2 separate regions of the Homo sapiens genome follow, and region 2 is linked to region 1. Evidence: chromatin loops called from intact Hi-C (ENCODE). Cell type or tissue: ovary. All regions are shown on one strand. Links, peaks and the distances in the headings refer to the core of each region. The heading gives the core; the rest is flanking DNA. Region 1 overlaps LOC124902561. Region 2 holds the start of LINC01164 (long intergenic non-protein coding RNA 1164).

Region 1 (8,728 bases), core at 400-8,399:
GCGGCTGTCCTGGGCCTCCGTCCACCTGGAGTGCGGGCTGGTGTCATCTCAACAAGTGGCCAGATTTGACTGCTCACCTTGAGGTAAGCTCTGGGATTTTGCAGCTGGGTTTCCACGCTTGGTCTGTCTCAAGATTAGTCCCTAGAACTTCGAAGTAAGCACGTAATTAGAGACTAGCTCACAGACACATGTGAAGAGAGTATACGGTGAGAAAGGGGAGGGGTATGGAGTCTATTTTAAGATTAAGGGAAAAGGCTTCTGCAGTTTGCTCTAAGGTTGCATCTCAGGACTAAAGAGAAAGGAAAAAAAAGTCTAAAAATGCATTTTGAAGTTAAGCTGCTCAGTTACACTCCTACACAAAGGCCAGGGAAAGTTAGAGTCATATTTCTAGTTTTTTTTTTTTTTTTTTTTGAGACAGAGTTTTGCTCTTGTCCCCCAGGCTGGAGTGCAGTGGCGCGATCTCGGCTCACTGCAACCTCTGCCTCCTGGGTTCAAGCGATTCTCCTGCCTCAGCCTCCACAGTAGCTGGGATTACAGGCGTGTGCCACCATGCCCGGCTAGTTTTTGTATTTTTAGTAGAGACGGGGTTTCGGCATGTTGGCCAGGTGGGTCTCAAACTCCTGACCTCAAGTGATCCGCCTGCCTCAGCCTCCCAAGTGCTGGGATTACAGGCGTGAGCCACAGAGCCTGGCCGTATTTCTAGGTTTTATGGCTGGCCTCGCAGGAGAGGGGTTCTGGTTTCTATGACCTGCACTGGGGAAGAGGCATTCTACTTTCCGTGGCCTACCTTGAGGGGTGGTGGGGTGCGGGCAAGGGAAGGGGCCAGAGGGTCAGAGAGCCCTTGCCTCTGAGGCCCTTCCGGTGTCCTGCAGTTCCTCAGTGTGCCAAAACCACAGGCCTTGGGGTATCATTTTCTGAGCCCCAGCATATCCCTCTATTTTGCCCTTAGGTCTGGAGGAAGGTTCCAGGGCATTTGCCCTTGGTGGGTGCAGGTAGGGAGGATCTGCGGGTCTTCCTCATGCCAGGAGTCTTATCCCAGAATCAAAGGCTCCTGGTGGGTAGGAGCGTGTCCCATGTGCAGCACGCTTGGCTGTCCGAAGTTGCTGATGAGAAGCAGCATAGGATCTGGCAGGGACGGTCCTGAGTGGAGAGGCTGAGATGGGAGGTGGTGGCCCACGGTTAGCGGGCTGGATTTTCTGGGGCAGCCTCCATGCCAGCATTTTGTCTTCATCCCGGAACCCTGTGCACTGAGGTGCAGGAAGCGTGTGTAGTTTCACACACTTAAGTGTAAGAAAGCATGTTCCTGTTGAAAATAACACCCCGCTGGGCATGCTGTGGGGTGACGGCAGGTTTTTGCCCTCCTCCTGCAGCTAAGCACTGGAGCCCTGGGTTCCCATCGGGGCTGTGGCACTGTGCTGTTTCCCGGGCCACTGCCAGGGAAGGAGCCTCCTATATTGCTGGGCAGGGCCTGCGTGCAGGTCCAGGTTTATAAATTTTAGAGCTTGTTCAGAAAGCAGGCAAAAAGTGCTGTTGGAGGTGCTAAGATATAAAGGTTTTTCCCCGGGTGTGTATTATTTGCTACTTAATATTCTAAAGAAAAATTAGAACATTAAGTTATTAACATGAATGTTTCTGCTTTTCTTTGCACTGTGTAGTGGCAATTTCAAATGCAAATATAAGAGCATTTAACTTGTGTGTGGGATACTTGAGCTGGCCCATCTATGTCTATCTCAGCTTCTGCCAGGATGCTGGAGGCACTGCACAAAAGGAAATGCTCTTGATCCATGCACATTCCCTCAGCGAATGCTGCCTTAAGGCTAAGGTTACCATGAGAGAGAAGGAGCTGTGGGTTGCCCTCTCATTGCCTGCCTTCTGTGTCATCTTCAGTGTGAGTAGTTGGCTAGTACAGGCAAGAGACAAGGCAGAGAGGATATGATGGCTTCCTCCGTCATCCGTGTTTCTTAGAATGCAATTGCTCTCTTTCTGGGCTGGAAGCAAGTTCTCATGTGATTGGAAAGCGTGGTGCCAGGGCTGTCAGCTCCAGCTGTCCTGTCGTAGCTGGTTACATGCTGATGTTGCCCTCGCCTTGAGTCTTGTCACCTCCGATGCTGAGGCCCACTGGAACGCTGCTTCTGGCGCATCGCGAACCCTGCATGTTAGCCGGGTGGCAAGGAGTAGCCAGTTCTCTGCTCACCCACATGCTCTGTGGTGCCCCTGCACTAACAGCACGAGTTCAGATAAAATTATTAAGAATTTCGAGATGACGAAAGCAGAACGTGAAACTGAGTGTGGTCCTTCTGAGTGCAGGGCCCCATGGGACCGCACAGGTGGCAGGCCTGGAAGGCCAGCCCTGCTTCAAGGAGTGTGGCTGAAGGAGGTCGGGGAACTCAGGCCCTGACCCCAGGGTTCTCCTTTCCCGGAGATTCTGTTAAAGGGCCACTCACCTTAGCCATGATCTTCTTTGAACTTGCTCCGAACTGCTCGCTAGAGAAACACACACCCGGTCACCTGTGACCCCTTGTTCTAGGTGCATTCCTGCAGGGACATACTCTCCACCTGATGCTGAAACCACCACAGCAAACAGGTGCTGTCATGAATAGTTGACATGTATTAAGTCATTTAATTCTCACCACAACCCTATGAGGTAGGCATCTTCAGCCCCATTTGACAGATGGGGAAACTGAGGCATGGGTGAAGCACACTGCTCCTGGTCATAGTACCTGTTGGACCTGGGATTTGACTCTGGGCCTCCTGGCTGCAGTTTGCCCTCTTAACCCCTATGAGGTGTGAGGAGTCAGTGAATTGGCTCCTGTGGCTTGGGAGGGAGACATGTTCCTCTGGGTGTCCAGGGACAGCACTGGGTGCAGGGTGGAGTGCTGGGCTGTGGATGGGCCCATATTGGTCCTAATGGTAGGCAGAGAGGGTGAGGAGGTGCCCAGGACCGGCTTTGCCAGAAGGAGAGAGAACGCTGGCACCACAGGAGCAGCCCACCGTGAAGGCCATGCCCTGCCCGAAGCGCGGTGCCTATTTAGAACCCGAGGGCCCCCCAGCACGATGGCGTTTTGGGGGTTATTTTTGTTGGTGGGGAAACAAGCTCAGGAATTTGCCAAAGCTCTTATCCAAGGGGCGAGTGGCTCAGCCAGGGTTCATTACCAGGCTCCGGATCCTGCTTCTCCCGGATCACAGCAAGCGCTGTGCTTAGGCCTGGGGTGGGGGACGGATTCTCCCTGAAGGCAGGTCTGACGCGGGCGGGAGCACCCACCCCGCTGGGTTCTTACGGCGGATCCGTTACCTGGGTCTCCAGAGGGTGAGGTCGCCGTGGGCACCCTGGGAGCAGCAGTTCAGATAGAAATCCTCCCATGCCGTGTGCAAACACTAAGTTTTTTGTTTTGTTTTGTTTTGTTTTTTTTGAGACAGAGTCTCGCTCTGTCGCCCAGGCTGGAGTGCAGTGGCGCGATCTCGGCTTACCGGAAGCTCCGCCTCCCGGGTTCACGCCATTCTCCTGCCTCAGCCTCCCGAGTAGCTGAGACTACAGGCGCCCGCCACCACGCCCGGCTAATTTTTTGTATTTTCAGTAGAGACCGGGTTTCACCCTGTTAGCCAGGATGGTCTCGATTTTCTGACCTCGAGATCTGCCCGCCTCGGCCTCCCAAAGTGCTGGGATTACAGGCGTGAGCCACCGCGTCCGGCCGCAAATACTGGAAGTTTTAAGTCAAGCGAACAAACATTAAACTGTTCTGTCCTCTTACCTTGACAAATACACCTACCAGTGACCGGGAAGGCTGCCTTGTGAATTTAGAAAGTCCTGGGTCTTGGCAGCTTCAGGGGACAGATCGCCCCGCTCACGTTTGCCCCTCTTGCTTCCCACCCTGTTTCTGTCCCTTCCCCGGGGCCCTGGGGCACACAGGGGTGGGATCGGGGGTCCAGGCCGGGAAGGGCTGCTCAGGCTCCGGGCACGCACTCCTGGGGGCGGCCTGTGCACATCCCTTTTGGAGGGGTCTGCCCCACGCATCCGGGGAGGTACGCAGCCCCTGGTGCCAGGGTCCAGGTGGTGCTACTGGGGAGGGCGCGTGCAGGAACCAGCAGCCCTGGAACCAGACGCCAGGGTAGGAGCTGGTCACGAGCCCTGCCTGGCTGGGTCGGGTCCCTGTCCTGGGTCCCAGAGTGCCCTGGACGTTGGGGCTGCAGGGACACCCCGGGGCCAGCGACGGCAGGTGATGTCCAGGGCCCCGCGCCAACTGGGAGCTTTGCTGCCGCTGCGGCCTTGTGTGAATTTGGAGGGACAAGGCCGGGGCGCGAACTGAATCTACTGTCATATGCGGAGTCAATGCACCATCTCCAGGACCTCGAAAGCCTCAGTTTCCACGTATGCAAAACGGTCCATGGTGCCCTCGTACCCTGGTCGCTGCTGCACCATCGAGGTCAGCGCGCGGCAAGTCCCAGGTAGGCCACGTCGGCTGCAGACCTCGGCGGCGGGCGGTGGCGGCGCGTGTCCACGCGAGGGCGCTGCGCACCGCGCTTCAGCCCGACCTCGCCTTCTGCAGGGGCGGTCTCCTGGCGCCAGGGGGCGTGCGAGGACCGAGGAGAGCGCAAGAGTAAGCCCGCGGGTGCCGGAGCGCGCGCCCCGCCGTGTGCTGGGTCCAGGGCGCGCGGCCGGCCTGTCCGGGCCTCCTTCGCAGACGAAGCGGCTGGAACGTCTCGGGGGCGCGCCAAGCCGGGGGCGCATGCCTGCACACGTGTGCGGGGCTCACCTGGTGCTGCGGCCGGCTCGGGCGTTGCCTGCACGCACCGTGCTCTACCTGCGGGAGCGGAGTGGAGTCCGCGGTGCCTGCGTGGCCGGGGCAGGGCCCACAGGGTCCGGCTCAGAGCCCCGCCCCGCTGCCTGCGGCTGCCGAGCCTTTCCAAGCTCGAGGGGGCCGGGACCTTTGGGAAACCAGCGCCTGAGGCTTGGGGGCGGCCGTGCTGGGAGTGGCGGCTGCCGGGAAGCAGGGCGGATCCCTGGACACCTGGAGCCCTGCCCCCTCGTCCCCGGGGACCCGGGGGTCTGTCTGGTTGGGGTCCGAGCGGCCTCAGGGTGGGCGCTGCATCCTGGCCCGGGGTGCACGGTTGTGCGGGGGACACACTTGTCCCGTCCTGCCCGAGCTGCGACCTGGGCCAGAGAAGGGAGCGGAGCTGGCATAGCCCCAGCCCCAGCTCACTGGGGCGCCTTGCCCGCCTCCCCAAGCCTGGGCCGGCTTGGCCGCTGCAGCCACCGGGCCTGGGCCCCAGCACTCGAGCCGCAGGGCGTCGCAGGCCTGGCCTCGCTTCCCCAGAGTCGGCCCTCCCCAGGAATTTTTTGTTCCTTAGCCCTAGTGAACCTTCTGCGTCCCCTCGAAGAGGGGAGCCAAGGGACCTTGGGGACAGTTGAGGTTCGGGTTTTTAAAACACCAATAGGCTTTATTTTTAGAACAGTTCTACATTTACAGAAAAAATGAGCAGCTAGTCCGGAGTTCTTATTACAACCCCTGCTGCCTCCCCCCGTGAACATCTTGCACAGGCGACGTGCATTTGTTCTAATGAACGAACAAATAGTGACACGTTACTATTAGCTAGAGTCCATACAGCTGAGGTCCCCTTTCTGTCCCAGGATCCCACCGGGTCGCCGTCTGCTCACGCTCCTTGGCGGCAGCATTTCTCAGACTCTCCTTGTCTCTGGTGATCGTGACGGTGTGAGAGTATTTTGAAGGCTCTTTCTCGACTGGGGTTTTCTCATGGTCAGGTTGGGGCAGCGGTGTTTTGGGAGGAAGCCCGCAGAGGCAAGGCGCCGCCCCCCTCCCATCACATCGAGGCTACACGCTGCTGACACGCCTTCTGGCTGCGGCGCTGACCTTGGTCACCTCGCACGTCTCCACCCCAGTTCTGCTTTCTCCCTCCTTCTATAGGGTGTCGTTGGAAGTCCCTGTGTGCAGCCTACGCTGAATGAGTGTCCCTGAGGGGGAGGAGCCCATAAATTGCTGGGTTCTGCGTGGAGACTTCTGCATATTCATCTCTTTTCTCCATTTTTTTTTCTTTTGGAGACAGGGTCTCTCTCTGTCACCCAGGCTGGAGTGCAGTGGTGCGAACACAGCTCATTACAGCCTCGACCTTCTGGGCTCAAGCGATCCTCCCACCTCAGCCTCCCAAGTAGCTGGGACCACAGCCATCATCACACCTGGCTAATTTCTTTGTATTTTTTGTACAGACGGGGTTTTGCTATGTTGCCCAGGCTGGTCTTGAACTCCTGATCCTCCAACTTTGGCCTCACAAAATGCTGGGATTACAGACATGAGCCACTGCACACAGCCTTCTCTGCATTTACTCATCTATTTGATCATTCTGTCAGTGTAGACTCATAGGTATTATATAAGGGGTTAGGAGGGGTGTGGTTATAGGCTGCTGGTGTACACTTGGGCACTTGTTGTGTGTGTCCCTATGCTTGTCTGTGTTTGAAATGTTTCTAATGAAGTGAAATAAAGATGGGGTTAGGGCCGCCACTGAGGGGTGAACCAGGCTGGTAGACAGTCTCTTACCAGAGCCTGCCCCTGTGTCAGGGAGGGCTGGGTCTGGATTGGGCTGTGTTGGGCCTTTGTCCCTGCCTGGTGCCCTGTCTGTGCTAATGGCTATGGTCCTAACAGAGGCTCCTGGGGCCTAGGGGGTGGTTCCTGTTGGCCTCTAAAACCCGCCCTACTCAGTGACCGAGAGAGCAAGTTGGGACCCACTGGGACCGGGCCCTGCCCTTCAGGTGGCCCTGTGGCCTCTCCGAGTGCATGGCAGTAGAAGTGGTGGGGGACATTGCAACCTGCAAAGTGCTGGGCTGGAGGCCACTTGCTGAGCCACGCTGTTTCTGGCAGGGACTTTCTGACAGGGCTGATGTGTGTCCTGAAGGGACTCCTGCCTGCGTTTGGGGCTGTCCCTGAAGCGAGAGCACGGGGTGTCTGTGGGGGCTGGCTCCCCTCTCCTGAGCCCACCCCGGTCTCTGTGGATGGCTGCCGGCCTGGGTTGATGGATGTGGGCTCATTATCTTGTCTGTCTTAGGGGAAGGTATTAGCTTGGCAGTTCATAAAAGATTTTAATTAAAGAGGGAAGAATCATTTTGGCAAACTAGCCTTGTTCCCACACTCAAATGACCTGTCAAAGTTATAAGTTCGGTTAATTTCCACACAAAACCTTGCTATTTTGGGGGAATTCAGCTGGAGTCTGGGGCGACACAGCCCTGGGACTGGGCACCCTGGGTGGAAACCTGTTTCCCTCTCTCTTCTTGCCTGTGAAAGCCCCTGGCAGCCACCCTGTCCCTGCTTCTCCAAAGCCCCACTCTCTCTGCCCATCTGCCCACAGTCCCCATGGGTCCCAGTGTTACCCTTGACCCCTTTTCCACATGCCCTTCCCGCCCAGGTCCTGGTCTCCTGCAGAGCTGCCTCATCTCCAGGCATCCACGTAGACTGTTACATCCTCTTCTCCATGTGCCAGTGATGGGATGCTTAAAATACATTTTGAGAGAGTTATGGGCTCACAGGCAATGGCGAGGGATGGTACAGAGAGACCCTGTGTACCCTGCCCTGTTCCCCACAGCAGGAGAATCTTGCAAAATTGGAGTGCAGTAGCACAGCCGGGACATCCCACCAATACACCACGAGCCTTGTTCTGGCTTCAGTTTTTTGTGCACTGGTCTGTGTGTGTGGGCACGTTGAATTCTAGACAATTCCACCACAAGCACCCACAGCCAGATGCAGAACAGCCATCACCGAAGGCTCCCTCCTGCCCTTTCACCCACAGCCACCTTCCCTCCCACCCAGCTCTCCCGGGTCGGCGGGTGGGTCTTTTTAAACCACACCGCAGGTCACGCCTCCTGTAGCCTGCAGTGGCATCTCCCAGGCCTTCCCAGGCCTTCCCAGGCTGGGTCCGCAGGACTCCTCACCATGGCGGCAGAAGTGGCCCCTGAGTGACAGCAGGTGCACTTGCCCTGCCCGGCTGTCTCAGGACCTCCTCACCCCTGCCTGGATGCTGCCTAGCCCACCCCTTCCACTGCCTCCCTCACACTCCTCCCCCTCCCCCGCCCGCCTTCCCCCTATGCTCTCCCTCTGACTAAGGGAAGAGTTTCTCAGGAGCCTCGCTGCCCCTCTCTCTGTCTCTGTCTCTTTCTCTCTCTCAGTCTCTTTCTGTGTCTCTCTGTCTGTCTATATCTCTGCCTCAGTGTCTCTGTCTCTGTATCACACTGTTTCTGTCTATATATATCTCTGCCTCACTATCTCTCTGTCCCTTCATGCTACTAGGACGTCTGGCTGCCCTTTCCTCCCTCCTGCATCCCTGGCATGTGGAACGGTGCTCGATGACTCAGATCCCTGCTCCCTACCTTGGTCTTTCCTGAGCGTGCTCAGGGCTGTGCTTGGGGACAGGATGGGGACCTGTGGCTTCTCTCACCTCCTCTCCTGCCAATGCCTGCTGCCCTGCAGGCCCCTGGAGGTCCCAGGCTGGTGACTGGGCATGCAGACGATGGAGGAGCCCCCAGGGGTCCTCGAGGCACCCCCTGGAAAGTGGCCAGGTGTTGATTTGGGCCGAGCCGTGTGTGGGTCTCCTGTGGCCTGGCCACCAGCAGGGACAGAAATGGCAGGGTGATCACTGGCTGACCCAGAGATTTTGTTTCCACTGAGCCTTGGCCTTCGTTGACTGTTACCACTGGGCTTTGAGTCAGACGTGGCATGCTGCTAGAGAG
Region 2 (8,728 bases), core at 230-8,229, 1.6 Mb after region 1:
TTAGAGACACCCAGTCATCACTCCCTCCACAGTCAACCTGTCAGAGCAGAGCTGTCTGCGTGCTGATAAAGAGGAAAGAAAACAAAGGAGAAACTCAGAGACAAGCAGTCGCAGTAAGTGCAGATCTGGCCATGATACAACCTTCCCGAGTGGAGGTAATGAGCAACACAGCCATTAGGTAGAATTTGCATCCAACACTGGCCTGGCATGGGTACCGCCTGATAGTAAAGGAGGGTCCCAGAAGCCCAGGGTGAGAACTAGGTGAGGAGAAGGTGGGGACTTAAGACAGGAATGACAAAACTAGACCCTCCCAAAAAAGGCAGAGCCTTAAGACAGAGGTGGGAACTTCAGGAAAAAATACAAAGTCATAAAAACCCAGCGTAGAACCCTCAGGGGCTGTAGCTCATTCTCCTTCAGCTGCCCCCTCTGTCTCATCTTTCAGAGTGCACTGTCCCTTTAAATAAACCCTCTGCTCCCAATTTTCCTTCCATAAATTATCTTCTTGGATAAGAGAATAAACTCCATAAACTGTCTCTTGGCCAAATTCTTTCTCCCAAGATGACAAAGGACTGAGGATTCCCACACTTCCTGATGAGAGAGAGAGAGAGAGATTGATTGTAAGGAGTTGCTCACACAGTTATGGAGGCTGACAAGTCCCAGTTCTGCCATTTGCAAGCTGGAGACCCAGGAGACCAAACAGTGTAAGTTCCAGTCCAAAATCCAGCAGGCTCAAAACCAGAAAAAGGTTCATGATTCAGTTCTAGTCCAAAAGCAGGGAAAACCAATGTCCCCTCTCAAGGCGATTAGACAGGAGGAAAGCAGGAGACCCACCCTTTCGTTCTACTCAAGCCTTCGCCTGATTGCAGGGGCTGCCCTAACCAGGGAGCACCATCTGCCCTACTCAGTCTACAGGTTCCAATGCTGGTCCCATCCAGAAACATCCTCACAGACACACCCAAAAAATGTCTGGGTGCGCGGCCCAGTCAAGTTAAAGCATGAAATTCACCATCCCATGATGTGCACCCATCTCGGTGTATTGACCACCCACTCTTGCCTGACATCTTCAGAAATAAAATAGACCTTGTGCCTGGAGCCACTGAGAGTCAGAGGTTGTTGGTGAAGCAACTGGTCACATGTCTCTGACTGCTGAAGTGGACAGTGCCCCCGCCCACGGGACCCCAGCCTTGCCCTCGCCACAATGTGGCCACTGTAGACTTCCTCAGTGGGACCCATTTCCACAGCACATCTAGTCAATCCTGCCATGTCAGCCAGAGGTCCCCAATCTCAACCCCAGCAGACCAGAGGAGCTCCCCTCCCCCACCGCCTCGAAGCCAGTCTCTCCTCTGGGCCTCCCATCCTGTGCAGGTGGACACCCTGTCATCACCTCTGGCTCCTCCCCTCACCTACGTGCAGTGGAGGGGCCCATCCCTCCACGTCCGTGTCAATGTGACTGATGATTCCTCCTGCCTTTGCGGGGCTGACTCTGGGCCCAACGTTGCTCTAAGTGTCATAAATGGTGTCTTCTCACAACAACTAGAGGTTGTCATCGCTGTGACCGCCATTTACAGATGCAGCAGCTGTGACCCAGCGAGGTTGAGTGGCTTGCCCACACTCACCGCCTCCGTGCATACCGACCCCGGCCTGGAACCAGACACCCTGGCCCGAGCCGAGAGGCCCCTTGCTTCCTGCTCCACACCTTCCCGGGAAAAACAAGCACTCTGAGTTGGGGTCACCAAAGCCACAGAGTGCAGCTCAACTTCAGCTTGGTGTCTTGCAAAATCTCTTATTCTCTCTCCTTGGTTCTCCCCTACAGCAGCAGAAACTGCCCAGCAGTCCTGTTCTATAGACTTTCCCCTTCCCCTGCCATTGCCCTGCTGAGACACTCCCCACGGCACTCCTGACTCCTTCCTCCAGAGCCCAGAATATTCCAGGCCCAGGGCTGGACCCAATCCCCCAAAAGGCCACTGATGCCACCATGGCCTGTTTCTTCTCGGTGACACCTTGCAGCTCACTGAATTCAGTGGAAACTTTATACCCAAGAGCATATAGAAAATCAATTGTGATAATTCAGAAGCCATCTGGCCTCCACTGGCTACTACTCAAAAGAATACCGAAATAAGCCACTTCAAAACCCTATTTACTATTCATTGACCACCTACTATGCACCAGACGTGCCCCTGGGCCTTTTGTGTCAATTACCTGGTTTAATTCTCACCACCGTCCATGAGGCAGACACCATTGCTATCCCCATTTAACAGAAGGAAAAAATGAGATGCAGAGAAGCAACTTGCCAGACATTACCCAGAGAATAAATGGCAGAACCAGCTCCCAGCCCGGGCGTTACTCCAAAGCCAATCCCCCTAACTCCTACAGGGCTGCTGAGCCAACGTTACACAAAAGCAGCGACTGTAGAAATGAGGAGAAAGGTGAGCATCAGAGTTCATCCGGTTGACCTTGCGGAGCTGCCCTAGGGGACGGAGAGCTGCTGTGCTCCCTGCTTCTGCACACCAGGCAGGAGTCAGGCCACCACGAGCCCCTTCCCCTCTATCACCTGCCGCATTCCCAGCCCACGGCTCTGCTCAGGGTGGACTGGGCTCCTCTGGCCGCCCAGCTCCCCTGCAGGGTGGCTGACAGGCCCTTGCCTACCCTTCACTTCTAACATTGCTATCCCCATTTCCCAAAATTCAGCAAGGTTAGTTCCCTTCTCTTTTCCCCTAATTCTTGCTTTTTAAGATCAATCCTGAGCAAGAGGAGCTTTCTCAAGAAGGAATTATGTGCATCTGTAGCCCCACTGAAGCTTCAACAAACTGATTCCCCCAGATGTGCTCAATGGAAGAAGTCAGGTCCTTTGTTGTGTATCAGATCCACTTGGCCAAGGAGAAGGGTTCTGCGCTGATTCATTCATAAAATCTTCATCAAGCTCTTACTGCATTTATCATCCTGCGCAGGAACTAATGGGTACGTGCATGCACCTGACAAGGAAAAATGGGCCTAAGAAACATCACCGTAAATGTCATGTCTTTAAGACATAAGCGTCAACATTTTAAGGATAACATTGAATTTTTTTCAAAAGAATATTATCTTTTTCAATAGAAAATACACAAATCTGTACCAGTGTGAATGTCCTAGGTCATTGATCACAATGGAACTGGTTCCACTGAGTTATGACCTGCTGTAAGAAGAGGCATGGAGACTTGTTCTGTTCTGAGGATCCCGGCAGTTCTGAGTTTAAGTGCTTGTCGGCTGGGAACTTTGGTTATGCACAGGCAAACCTCTGGAACCTATGTTCCCAGGCCAAGGAGACTAAGGTAACAGTGTTGTCAGTGCACACCGTACAGTCCTTGGAGCTGGGCTCGCCTTTTCCTGTGCCACCTGAAAGCTCTGGCCAACGCAGTGGAAAAAACAAAAACAAAACGAAACAGCAATAACAAAAAAAACCACACTGGGTTTTGACTGAAGTGACATCTATCGCCGGCATTATATAGATTCGAATTTATTGACTTGACTCTTTTTTTTAATTCTAATTTATTCACCATTTCAAAAACCAAGTATGTGATTAAAATCTGCTGCCACCTGGTGGTGGTCACAGTGTCACATGTCATGTTCCAAAAAGTGAAGTCCACGCTACAACTGTGTTTTGGTAAAGGTAGCAATGAACATATTTTTCTCATCTATTTAGGGGAAAATGGTAAAATATGTGAACTTATTCATTGTTAATCCTACATGTGACAAGTATAATCCGAGCACAAGCCTTGAGGCAGCATTTCTTAACTGGTCATAGATGCTTTTGAAACCCTGATAAAATGTGGGAGGATCTCCCTGGGAAAATGAACACACGTGCACATTCACAAAGTTACACATGCAACTTTGAAAGAACACAGTACAGAGTGAAGATGCTTGCTTTAAAGAAAATACCTAGAATTCGATCTCACTGAGATGGTTGCAAATTAAAAGGCTCTAATCACAGTGAAAAGGAACCGGTAGCTATGAGCCACTGTGAGTTTTCTAAGAAGTCAAACCAAGTGCACCCTGATTCCATTTTGTTGTTATGATATGTAAAGGTAAATATATAGGAGATATACGTGTTTTATATATGTGTATATAAAACATAAACATTTATATATTTTTGTACTTATTCATATAAAACATATTTATATATAATTATTGTACAAGATAATTTAATTCCATGCAATAGTTATTTATCACATGGCTGGACTGGTCACTGGGCCGGGTGCTGAATGCTCAGAAAATTAAGACACAATTTCTGCCTTCAAAAGACCCACAGCCTGGCAAGGAAAATGAGCAGACATATATACACATATATAAGAATTATAATCTGATATGACAAGTGTTCGTCCAAAGGCACTACGGGAGCAAGAGGAAGAAGCAATTTCTTCTATCTGATTTGAGGGGTGGCAGGGAGAAAAAGTTGCCATTTCAGCTAAGGAAAGAGATGGGTAACCCCAACCCCAATGTGAAAGACACATATTCAAAGCAGGGAACTGCATGGGGGAAAGCTCAGCAGCATCAAAGTTCACAGGACCAGCACGTGCTCTGGGGTCAGGTCGCCAAAGCCACAGAGTGAAGCTAAACTTCAGCTTGGTGTTTTGCAAAATCTTTTATTCTTTCTCCTTGATTGTCCCCTACAGTGAACCTTCCCACCAGTCCTATTCTATAAAATGTTCCCTTCCCTCACACTCCAGGGATTATCCAGGGTGCAGAACAGGGAGGAGTATGCCCCATCTCGTGTGCAAAACCTCATTATGTAAGGTAATTCTATGGGATACCTTTTATACCCCACATGAAAACCCTCCCAGCCTCACCTCGCACTTCACCCAGTACCTCCCAGGCTCTGATCCACTTTGCATAGGTGTCACCTGACACCACCTGGGCTCGGAGATCTGCTCACCTCTTACTTCCTGCCTTGGCCCCGGGGTCACCTGCAGGAGGCTGCTCAGCAATCACAGTTATGCAAGTCTCCAAAGACAGGGCCTCCACGGCCAGGACAGAAGCAGATAATAAGTTCTCTTTCCTTTACTGTCCCAAGGAGACTGTGCTGAGATGCATTTCATAAAGGGCCTCAGAAGGTCTCAAAAAGCCCAGCATCAGCCACTCCAAGCGGCTGTCGATTGGATAAGCCATCTGGTATTCCCATTCACTCCTTCCCTCCCTCGCTCAACTCACTCCTGCTCGCCTGAGCCCTGAGACCCCTGCCCAAAGAAACAGCCTGAACTCAAGCCTTTGTCCCTAGCTCTGCTGGAGAAGCTCCATCTAAGACCACTGATACCACACCTGAAAGCTCTAGATAGCAGACCTTCAGGATAGAATTTGGGGGCTAGTCCCCTCGCCAATCCAGCACACAGAGGAACCCCATTGCCAGTGGCAATTGGGGAAGTAATAAGCCCCTGGCCTCAGCTGCCTCATCATCACCAAGAAGGGCACTGGAATAGGGCTAGAGAGAGGTGCAGGGAGGTGCGGGGGAGGTACAGGGGAGGCACAGGGGAGACAGGCTTTGCACTGGCATCCATGACACCTTAGAGACTCCCCATCCAGCAGGGTAGGGGTCCCCAACTCCCAGCCATGAACCAGTACCAGTCTGTGGCCTGTTAGGAGCCAGGCCACACAGCAGGTGAGCAGCAGGCTGAGGAGCACTGCTACCCAAGCTCACCCTCCTGTCAGATCAGCAGCGGCATTAGATTCTCATAGGAGCACAATCCCTATTGTGAACCGTGCTTTTGAGGGATCTCGGTTGCCCACTGCTTATGAGAATCTAATACCTGATGATCTGAGATGGAACAGTTTCATCCCCAAACCATCCCCACCCCCAGTCTGTGGAGAAATTGTCTTCCACAAAACGTGTCCCTGGTGCCAAAAAGGTTGAGGACCACTGCGCCAGGGCGTTGGATTCAGAAGGTCTTGCAGAGGGTGCATCAGCAATATGCATTTCTAACTGGCAGCAAAAGTCCTCTTACAAAACGTTCATCTACTGTAGAAAGATTTAGGATGTAGAAACAAAAGAAATGTCACCTGTAACTCTGCCATGGGTCAGTGTGCACCATCTCAGGCTCTTCTGCACGCCCATGTGGGTGGGGTCGGGGTTGGGTGTCTCGGCCAGGTGGAGGCTGGGCCAGGCCCCAAAGCTGTGGGCGGCAGATGCTGCATCCACCTCCTCTGGCTTGGATCTAGAAGCTTCCTCCTCTCTCTTCCTCTTGCCTGAATTGACACAGGAGATGAAGCCTGGGGAAAATGGACCAGAACTCAGACCCCAACCCCCAACCTACAATGACATTCAAGGATGTAAGACGCACATGATAGATTTGTTAGCACAGTGTTATCTGTAAATCAGAGCTGTGTTCACTGTCAGTTAGAACAGGCTGGGTTATACCGAGTAACAAATGTCCTGCAATCACAGAGGCTTCCCTCCACAAAGATCTGCCTGTCACTCACCACGTGCCCAGGGCTTGGCTCAGCCCTTCACAGGTGGATGGGCATTCGCAAACTGGAGCACGGCAGCCTGTCATAGAGACAGGAAATGAGCACATGGTGAACAAGTGCTGGCTCTTAGCTTCTGCCCAGCAGAGCCCCATGACACTTCTGCTCACATTTCATTGGCCAAGGCAAGTCACATGGCCCTACTGCCACATGACACTTGTACTTGAATTTCATTGGCCAAGGCAAGTCCCCTTGCTTTGCCTGCTTCAGAGGAGCAGGGATGTTCAGTGAGCAAATCACCCTGAGAACTTGATGACTGTCCTTGCTCCATTCTTTCTTTTATCACGGTCCTTTGTCCACCGACACATCACCAGCTCTGGACTGGAGCTCCAGTAGAGAGGGCACCAGGCACACTCATCCTTGTATCCCACAGGGACTGCCATCATTGGCAGACAGGCAGTCTACTTCTCTTTTTCCTGCCAAGAGTCGGAGAGAGCAGTGACTTCCACAACACTGGCCCTGCAGACTTTGTAACCTAAGTTCCCAAAAATGGACTAAAAAGTAATGAGTTCTTATCCTGACTATTCACTCAGCAATACTTAGTTATTAAACATCTTCTATGTGCCAGGTACATAATGTGGAGAATAAATAGAAGTAGAAAATAAGAAAATGAAAATATCCTACAGGTTATCTCTTATTCAAAATGGTTGGGACCAGAAAGGTTTTGAGTTTTGGATTTTGGAATATTTACATTACACTTAATGGTTGAGCATTTTGAATCCAAAAGTCTAAAATCTAAAATGCTCCAGTGAGCATTTCCTTTGAGCATCATGTCAGCACTCAGAAAGTTTCAGATTTTGGAGCATTTCAGATTTCAGATTTTTAGATTCAAGATGCTCAACCTGTATAATTTCACCACTCTGGGGGACCTACTTAACATTTTTTATATATTTCCTTTCCGTTTTTTTCTATGGATTTTTTTGGTCATGCCGACTTAAATAATTTTCTCTTTTTTTTCACTTAAAGTTATAACTACAACAGTCTTAAGAACTCTTTGAAAATTTAATTTTAAAGACTGAATCATATTGCCTTTAATGTGGATTACATCAGTGCAGGTTATTTATTGGGCCATCTTATTATCATTAAACACTTTGGGTCATTTCACTTTTTTATTTTTTAAAATGCTATGATTAGTATCATTTTTAAAATTATACCTCAAAAAGTCTTTGTAAGAAGATTATTCATAAGGCGTAAGCATAAGGAAACCTTCTTATGAGATCATTTGTTCCACAACAATTTATCTCAGCCTAATTGCCTTTTATTGGCCATAGAGCTGTTCACTTCCTCAGCAACCCAGGGTTCAAGTCCTGTAAAACACAACACTGGGCAGTTCTAGAAGAGAGAAGCGTTTCTGGAGCTTGGCTCTAAAATCTTCAGATCACAACAATTTTCACAATGAAATAAAATTTAATTTTTGGCTCACATAGTAAAAGATTATATCAGATTTCTCATTCCTCGGAAAATCAGAGAGAACTTAATAACAAATACCATAATTATCTGCAAAGACTGAACGGTGATTAAATTATCAGGAGGCCGTTACTCCTAAAACTATTTCTTTAATTAGCTAAAGCTGGCAGTATATATTAATATTTCCTGAGATATTTGCATACATTCACAACAGGCTAACCAGACATTAGCTGAAATATAATTTTTCTAATATTATGTTAGAAATATTTTAAGATTAAATCATATTATCATGTTTTTTCCTGTGATTATTAGAGCAGACACTCTTGATTTATCACCATAAATTCTCTAATTTAGGAGCTGAAAATGCTTCTCGTTTTCCATGATGAGCTTTTTCAATTCCATTTACACAATAGAAGGTGCTCTTTGAAGCCCAGATCTGCTGGTAGAACGTGGTTTTTGATAATCCACATCTGCACACTGCTCCCAGACAAACACAAGGAAGCCCACCCTAATATGTAGCTGGCAGGACCCCGGCCATTCAGATTCCGTGGCCACAGCAGGAAAAGCGTCTGGGTAGCAGTGGGTGCAGGGACAGGGTGAGGGGAGCTGGTCCTGGCTGGCCACAGCACCAAAGAGCGGAGGACATGTCAGCAAGCAGGATTTGAATGAGGGTCGAACAGGTCTTTCTCAACTCCATCCCAGCCTGCATAGAGGACAGGACACTCAATTGAATTGGGCAACTCACAGAAGGTCCCAAAAGGGGGTCAGTACAGAGGTGTGGGGATGGTCAGGGAGGCCACACCTGGGAATCACAGCAAGGCTCTGTCAC

The links. Hi-C counts contacts between places; a loop is a spot of excess contacts. Peaks named below come from ENCODE experiments on the same cell type or tissue, not always from the same donor. Only the 100,000 strongest peaks of a DNase experiment are listed, where the experiment ranks them.
Region 2: a loop joins it to region 1, with 2.6 times the contacts of the local background. A loop is called at or near these places in 51 of 110 quality-filtered maps.

What each region holds. Positions count from the first base shown.
Region 1 is chr10:130,185,752-130,194,479 of GRCh38, forward strand. It overlaps LOC124902561, which reads left to right. Exons shown (of 2, transcript XM_047426136.1): 2 at 1-8,728. The coding sequence starts at 4,317. The coding sequence ends at 5,474. Among named protein-coding and RNA genes, the nearest start is that of GLRX3, 54 kb to the left of the region's middle. RefSeq lists an enhancer at 4,076-4,576 and silencers at 4,418-4,747, 4,798-4,917. In ovary, for the core only: a CTCF peak has its summit at 4,543 (motif pointing right); a DNase peak (open chromatin) is centred at 4,570; H3K4me3 peaks cover 783 bases; H3K27ac peaks cover 388 bases.
Region 2 is chr10:131,783,630-131,792,357 of GRCh38, forward strand. LINC01164 (long intergenic non-protein coding RNA 1164) reads right to left here and starts at 6,570. Exons shown (of 5, transcript NR_038365.1): 1 at 6,448-6,570; 2 at 6,028-6,237. In ovary, for the core only: a CTCF peak has its summit at 3,591 (motif pointing left); a DNase peak (open chromatin) is centred at 1,622.